Regions from separate parts of the Homo sapiens genome. Here region 1 is linked to region 2. Evidence: chromatin contacts called from ENCODE Hi-C data. All regions are on one chromosome and are shown on one strand. Each heading gives the region's core, a stretch centred on a gene start or an enhancer-like site at or near the end of the contact. The rest is flanking DNA. Distances are from core to core; before and after follow the strand shown.

The links. Hi-C counts contacts between places; a loop is a spot of excess contacts on that map. Pooled maps may share reads with other maps.
Region 1: a map with no recorded cell type shows a loop between it and region 2 (4-fold over the local background). The contact joins two enhancer-like sites. A Hi-C loop is called at or near these places in 2 of 37 single-sample maps with no recorded cell type and 2 of 50 pooled maps.

Annotation. Positions count from the first base shown.
Region 1 is chr14:63,469,494-63,473,333 of GRCh38, reverse strand. All of the region lies in intron 2 of PPP2R5E (protein phosphatase 2 regulatory subunit B'epsilon), which reads left to right. Among named protein-coding and RNA genes, the nearest start is that of PPP2R5E, 72 kb to the left of the region's middle. RefSeq lists an enhancer at 1,600-1,679. Within about 2 kb of position 1,958, at least 6 of the 41 ENCODE cell types and tissues checked have a DNase peak (open chromatin) inside an H3K27ac peak, as active enhancers do.
Region 2 is chr14:60,203,487-60,207,244 of GRCh38, reverse strand. No RefSeq gene overlaps it. Among named protein-coding and RNA genes, the nearest start is that of DHRS7, 40 kb to the right of the region's middle. Within about 2 kb of position 2,280, at least 2 of the 41 ENCODE cell types and tissues checked have a DNase peak (open chromatin) inside an H3K27ac peak, as active enhancers do.

The DNA of each region.
Region 1 (3,840 bases), core at 709-3,208, 3.3 Mb before region 2:
TTGATTTCAACTTTCACCTTTATGGGAAAACTCTGGAATCTCTACCGTTTAATTTATAGCCCCTTGTTTCCAGTCCTATTTCGAGTCTTTTTCTCCCTTGGAGTTACCTCACATTCTGTTGTTGCCACTACAGTTCATGAACTTCCTTGACTAACTTCTCTGTCTGATTGTTTCATTTTTACCAACAGTATCATCATTCTTCCAACCTGGAAACATTAGTAATCTTTGACTATCTTTCCTTTCTGTTATATCTAATGTAATTTAAAAAATCCCTTTGTTTCTTACCTTCTGGTATCTCAGCTTCTTTTTCTTCTATTCTTCCACGGCCATCAACTTCGTATAAGCCCTCATAACTCTTCATACTTGGTTCTGATGACATTGTTTTTGGCTAATTTGATTGCCTCCCTTCAGCCCCCGCTAAAACACTTCTCATTATGTTTGCTCCTGTCCCACATTTCTGTGTTGTCAGCCACATGAAACCCAGGTTACCCTGCAGTTTGTAAAGTCCTTTCTGGCCAGGTATGTCCTCATTCCTCCCTCTCATTTCCCACTCTTTCTAGTCACCTGTCTTCCATGCCCTAGACATGCATATCTTCTTATAATTTCTCCCATAATGTGCTCACTCTCACCTCTGTGCTGTTCTTGTCTAAAATATCTTCCACCTTTCCTTTGTTTATTCCTTGTTCTATTCATGCTTCCTTTCTGTCCCATCACTAGCTGAAAGCAATTCAACCTAACTGGCTTTCTAATTGACCTTAGGCTGTGCTGGTGATAATACAGGTTTGAACTCTCAGTTAGACTCCAAATCATATGCAAGTTCAACAAATGTCAGGTGTTCAAAACAAAATGAAACAACCAAACTTCTGTGTCATTACATTTTCCTGAACAGTAAATTAAATCCAAACAAGGTTGAAGTCTTGAAGTAAGCCAGCTTTAGTGCAAAGGAGAAGGCTGGAAGGTTAGAGAAGACTTTGAATCATCTTTTGAGAGACTTAACACTAATGTAAAGGGGTCCTTTATTTTATTTTTTTTTGAGATGGAGATTCACTCTTGTCACCCAGGCTGGAGTGAAATGGCGTGATCTCAGCTCATTTCAACCTCCGCCTCCTGGGTTCAGCCGATTCTCCTGCCTCAGCCTCCTGAGTAGCTGGGATTACAGGCGCCTGTCACCATGCCCGATTAATTTTTGTATTTTTGGTAGAGATGGGGTTTTGCCATGTTGGCCAGGTTGGCCTTGAACATCTGACTCAGGTGATCCACCTGCCTTGGCCTCCAACAGTGCTGGGATGACAGGCATGAGTCACTGTGCCCAGCCTAAGGGGGCTTTTAAATATTAACAGAAATAACAGGCCAGCTGGAGAATCTTTCTAACCCTTGGTAGTTGCATTTTGCTTGGTACAAAGAGGAGATAGATGACAGAATGCTTGTCTTCCTCAATCTATGTTAAAGAGTCTGTTAGGAAGATTAGGAAGATTAACCCTTCCAGATGGTCCCTCCAGTGTACGTTGTAGATATTAGATGAAAACAAAAATGATCAGTAGTGATAAGCCAGCTCTCATTAGTCTTTAGCAGAGGTGGGATAGTGTACAGGTGCCAGATTGTGGAGGTCTGAAGCTCAGCAGGGCCCCCTTTCCAGCTGTGTGATGGTGGGCAAGTTGCTAAATATCTTTGGGCCAATTTTTATATGTAAAAATAAGGTTGGTAATACCTACCTCACAGCATTGTAGAAAGGATTAAAGGAGTTAATACATGTAAACTCCTTATAATAGTGACTGCCACAGAGTAAGTGCTTACTAAGTTTTTACTATTATTATGTATACATGATATGACTGGGAAGGGATGACTCATTCAAGATTTTCAGAAACTATTTATTGTGAAACAGGAAATGGCTCTTTAGAATGCGTATCTTTTTCTAATACCTGACCTGTCTTCAGTGACTCTTGTTTATTTTGGGTTATTCATTCATTAATTAACAAGTGTATTTTGACATTGCTTATAGTCAAGATCCTGAAAGAGTGTATTGTCTGTAGGAGATCATGATATTTTCAATAGAGGATAGATTCTGAAAACTTGTGAGAGTTGTATGAATGAGGTTCTTCTGGCCCATCTGGGTCTATGAACAATCTATACATAAGACATCTGGTTTTATCAGAAATTTGAAACTTACGCATTTTTATGTGTACTCTCCATTCTCAAAGAGAGCCTGGTGCGTGTTTTTGCAGATTTATGTAATATGAGAGTTTCTGGAATCTAGATGAATGTCATTCAGAGTGGTCTCTCTTGAACTTGCCCCACTTGGCTTTTTTCAAAGAAATGTTGTCATCTGCATGCTATGCTTGCTTTGGACTTCAGGGTGGGGTAAAAAATGGCTCAGAAGCTATTGCTTGGTCACCTTTGTAATATCAGGGTGCATTAATGGTACAAGCAAGCAATGTAGATTGTCAAAATTTCAGAATTAGACATTTTATCTTTTTATTAGGATGCTGTAATTTTTTTTTTTTTTTTGTAGAGACGGAGGTCTTTCTGTGTTGATCTTCCCACCTCAACCTCCAAAAGTGTTGGGATTATAGGTGTGAGCCATTGTGCTCAGCCACGTTTTTTTTTTTTTTTAATCTGTTGATAAAGGCTTGTTTTTATGATCCTGTGAAAGTAGATTAGGTGTCAATAGAGTCTTCAGATAATTTGCTTGTTTTATGCTGGAAATTCCTATTAAAATTATGCAATTGGATGAAGCCATTTTGTTATTGTCACTATGAAGTATTTTTTAATAATATAAATATGTTCTTCCTAGAGATAACCCCTTAACCCTTTAGTAGACAGGATAATCAATCACCACATTATCAGAGGGCAAGTCGGTTTTTTTTTTTTTTTAAACTTATGGAAAGGTTATGAGTGCAGAGTGTGATTGTGGAATACTGTGTGCCTTGGGGTTGGAACTGGGCTATAAGTAGGGAGGTAGGAGGCTGGATGCAGGGGCTCACACTTGTAATCCCAGCACTTTGGGAGGTCCAGGCGGCAAGGATCCCTTGAGCCTAGGAGTTCAAGACCACCCTGGGTAACATAGTGAAGCACTGTCTTTACAAAAACTACAAAAATTAGCTAGGTGTGGTGGTGCATGCCTGTAATCCCAGCCACTTGGGAGGCTGAAATGGGAGGATTGCTTCAGCCAGGGAGGTCGAGGCTACAGTGTGCTGTGACTGTGCCACTGCACTCTAGCGTGGGTGACAGAGTGAGACCTTGTCTCAAAAAAAGTGGGGGGTGTGGGGAGGTAGGAGATGAGGAGGACAAAAATCATTGTTTATTCTTTATAATCCTACTGCCACATTTATCTGTCCAAATAAATGGAGAGGAGGAAGTATTTCATTTTGGTGTAAAATTATCCCTTCTGGTTCTTTGTAGTGAAGTTGTTTTTACACGTTAGCCATTGACCCAGAATAATAAAACTGAATATCTTGCAGCCTTGGTTCTCTTACAGGTAAAATGGGAATATTAACATGTATTAGGCAGGAATTTTGTAAGATTTTAATGGGAGGATATAATGAAGGACCTAAGCTGGAGGTCCATTTCCTTGTCAGGTGCTTTTTTCTTTTCTGTCTCTCAACTTGGTCCATGAAATTCAGATACTTTACTTGATTTTTTTGAAACGGAGTCTTGCTCTGTCGCCCAGGCTGGAGTGCAGTGGCACGATCTCGGCTCACTGCCAGCTCCGCCTCCCGGGTTCACGCCATTCTCCTGCCTCAGCCTCCTGAGTAGCTGGGACTACAGGCGCTCGCCACCACGCCTGGCTACTTTTTTGTATTTTTTTAGTAGAGATGGGTTTTCACCGTGTTAGCCAGGATG
Region 2 (3,758 bases), core at 1,031-3,530:
ACAAGAGTGATAAGGTGAGTAGATACTAAGACAGTTTTAATTAGAAAATAGTTGAAGGAAGAAATACTTCAGAGAGTTTGTAGGCAACAGAGAAGACATTCAAAGAAAGAAGTAATATAGGTCTCATTTGCCAATGGATTTCCAGCAACTGGGATGAGGGGAATGAAGGAAGGAAAGGGAAGAAGCAAGAGAAAAGAGAAACAGGGGAAGGGGAGAGAGAGAGAGAGAACAAGAACACAAAGATGCGCAGATTTGGAGCGTCAATGGGGGTTGGAGGAGGTTTAAGAAAGTCCCTGACAGGAATTCTGTGGAAAGTCCACAGAATATAAGCACAAGGTCAGCTGAGGAAGAGAAAAGACTCAGTCGATGCTGGGCACGTATTTTATTGAGTTCCCATCAGTTGAATTTGTGCTTTCTTCAGCAGCGACACCCCAACCTTGTCATGGATGACCATGACCCCAGTTTGGGAGATTTGAAAGACCCTCCTGCCCTGACTCGGCACATTTTCTATTTCTTTCTTTCTTTTTATTTCTTCTCCTATTGATCTTCCAATAGTCACTATGGCCCGATTCTCAGTGCAGCCTGCAGTCTACGAACTAAGTGTAATGTGTTCTAATCTGCTCGGACGTTGTGCTCTGCTCTTTGACTGGTGCCAATAGATCTGCCCTGATGTCATGCACGTGGTCTTGGTTGGGCTTCTTATAATCTCAGCTCTCATGTATTAATTCTGGCAGGGAACAATATGTGCTGAGGAAGAAAAATGCAGCCAAGTGGCCCCGGAAGAGATTACACCCAAACTTTGATCTTCATATATATTGTTTGGTTCAAAGGGTAGTCATTGGTCTCAGCAACTCCTTCCCAGGTACTCTCATGTGATCCTAGGTAATCAAGCCTAAAACGGTACACTTTTCTCCCTGACTCATTTTTACCAGAACAATCATAATGAAAATGTAATTATATGACAGAACACCGAGGACATAGAACTTCACTCCTTTGTTGAGGTAGTCTTTTCACATAGAATTTTCATTTGCCAGTAGCTTGATGTCTGCTACTCCTAGAAAGATTTCTTTAAGATCTAAAGATTACACGATGCCCCAAATTTGAGAACCTTTGAGCTCCCTATTGACCCGTGTTCTACCAATTGTGAAGTGGAACAAAGAACAAAGGACAAATTTAAGAGGTTTCTACAAAAGAGCTGGATACCAGCAAAAGACATGAAAAAAGATATAAACAAACTGTAGAAATAGGAAAATGTATAGTAAAATTTTATACATGTGTCATTTAGTTCCTCTTCCCTTAGGAAATTATGATACATTGGGAACAATTAATACAAGGATGATATATAATAAAAAATTATCATGACCTAAATGTTTATCAGCTTGGTTTGTTGAATAAATTATGGTACATACATATAATGGAATACTATGGACAGTAATAGATGAGATGGAATGCTACAGTTATTGTATATGTTAAGTTAAAATGCCAATTGCAGAACAGTGTGATCCAATTTGAAAAAAAATCTGGAAGAGACACACTACAATGTGGTAGGGTGACAGAATTTCTCTTCTTTGTGTCATTGATTTTTTTTTTTAGAGTAAGCATTCACTGCTTCTATAATCAGCAAAAACACTGAAACTTTTCCACCCACACCCCCATAAAACAAAAAAAAAGAAAGTATTTGTATGAGCAAGTAAGAATTTACATAAAAGGTGATACTATTTCCCTCCTCCCCCCACCACACACACATCTTTTTCCCCTGGTACTGGAATTCAAAAGTCAGTATCACTGTGGCAATGACGAATAGGCAAAGGTTTGGTAGAGCCATGATGTTCCGAGATTTTTATTAAAGAAATTCACAAGCCTGATGAGTTGAAGAAAGCCTAAAAAGCTTTCTCCTTTTATGGTGTTGTGTGTATATGTTTGCATGCCCTTAGATGCAGCTTCTCATGCATCTTTTCCAATGACTCGTGGAGACTCTGGGTCAATGTCAAGAGGGCAGACTCTTTTCATATTCCCTCTCCCTTCCTGATCCCCAGAGGAAGGCCTTCTTTTAGAATCCTTGGCTGCGCCCAGCACCAGCGCTGGGAAAACTTCAAGTAGAGGAGGCTCTACCCACATTCCCTCCACAGGACCATCTTCCTCCTCTCAGCTTCCCCTCTCACCACTCTCTGTCACCTGAGATACCCAAGCTACTCCCCATAGCCTGTTTCTGTCAGCTGTGGTCCCTCACCACACATACCTCTCACAGCCTTTCAGCCTCCAGAATAACATTGCTTTCTATTCCTGGCTCCCTGTTGAACCATGACAACTCCTATCTTGTCAGGGCAATGTTCCTGATTAAGAGGAATTAAAATCTCAAAACAGGGCAAATAATCAATACTCTGACAAGTAGTACGTCACCAGGGCTAGTCACATCTCAGAAAGAGAGTTAACCTGAAGGAATGAATCTGTAATATTGTAATTTAGCCAGGGTTACAGACTAATAAGGACAATATTTTGGGTGGGTGTATGTGTCCGTGTGGGGGTGGAGGCAGGAAGCTAATTAGCAACACAACAAGGACTAGAACTTTTGTTTCCCTGTTGCTCAATCCAGGGCTCTTCTGGCAATAGTTTGCTGCCTTTTTTTTCTCCTTTATTGGAATTTAACACTTTAAGTAGTATTGTATAATTTGAAGAAAATTTCATCCTTCAATACTTTAAAGAGGAAAAGTATTACATTGCTATAGAATGTGTGTAAAACGCTGATTTGAACAGTGTTTGTAGTCATTTTGGCATATCAAACGATTATTAAATTACAGTATCTCCAGTTTAAAGCAAAGAATCAAGATAGTATTAACCCCTGCCATACTGTTTGAGAGGCAGTGAGCTCTGAAATCAGATTGCCTGGGTTGAGTGGGCAGGCAGTCTTATTTACATGCAACGGCTAGTTTAGCCACACGCCAGCTGTGTGACCTTGGGCAAATTAACCTTGCCTCTCCATGCTTGCGTTTCCTCTTTCATAAAACATGAGCAATAAAGGTATCGATCTTACAGGGTTGCTGCTAGCATTGAATGAGTTGATGCATATAAAACATTTAGAACAGAGCCTGGCACAAAGTAAACACCCGATAGATGTCCCTTGTGCAATTAGCAGTTGATGAAATGAAAGTATAGGTCACAGCTACATATATATTTTGTTGGATGCTCAAGTCAGCAAAAAATATGTTAAACATACCAGTGAGAATAGTCAGGAAAACTTAAAAAGAACAATGATAAAATGAAGACTTGCATTTCCAGGCATTACTATCTTTTATACCACCTATCAGTACAATCAGTGAAATAAAATGAGACTGTAGTAACAGTAAACAGAACAATGGAACAGAATAGAAACCTCTAAAAGCAACCCCAAACACACACATGAATTTAGTACTAGCAAGATTGACATTTGAAATTTGGGAAGAAAAATTGAGCCACCCAATAAATAGTAGTAAGACAAATGGTGAGACATTTGGAAAAGTCATCAAATCTGTTTTTTATAATTTATACCAAACTAAGTTACAGGCGGATAAAGGTTAAATGTAAAAACAAAATAAAAATATGAAAGGATGAAAAGTAAGGATAGAGTATAAAGATAACTATAATCAGCTATCAAGGAAAGGAAAGACTTCACTTAAAAATAAAGGAGAAGCCATAAAGAAACAGCTAAATAGACTTTAATATGTACAATTATTAAAATTCTGTATATTAAAAAATTAAAGAACGGGGGAAAAGTTGAATAT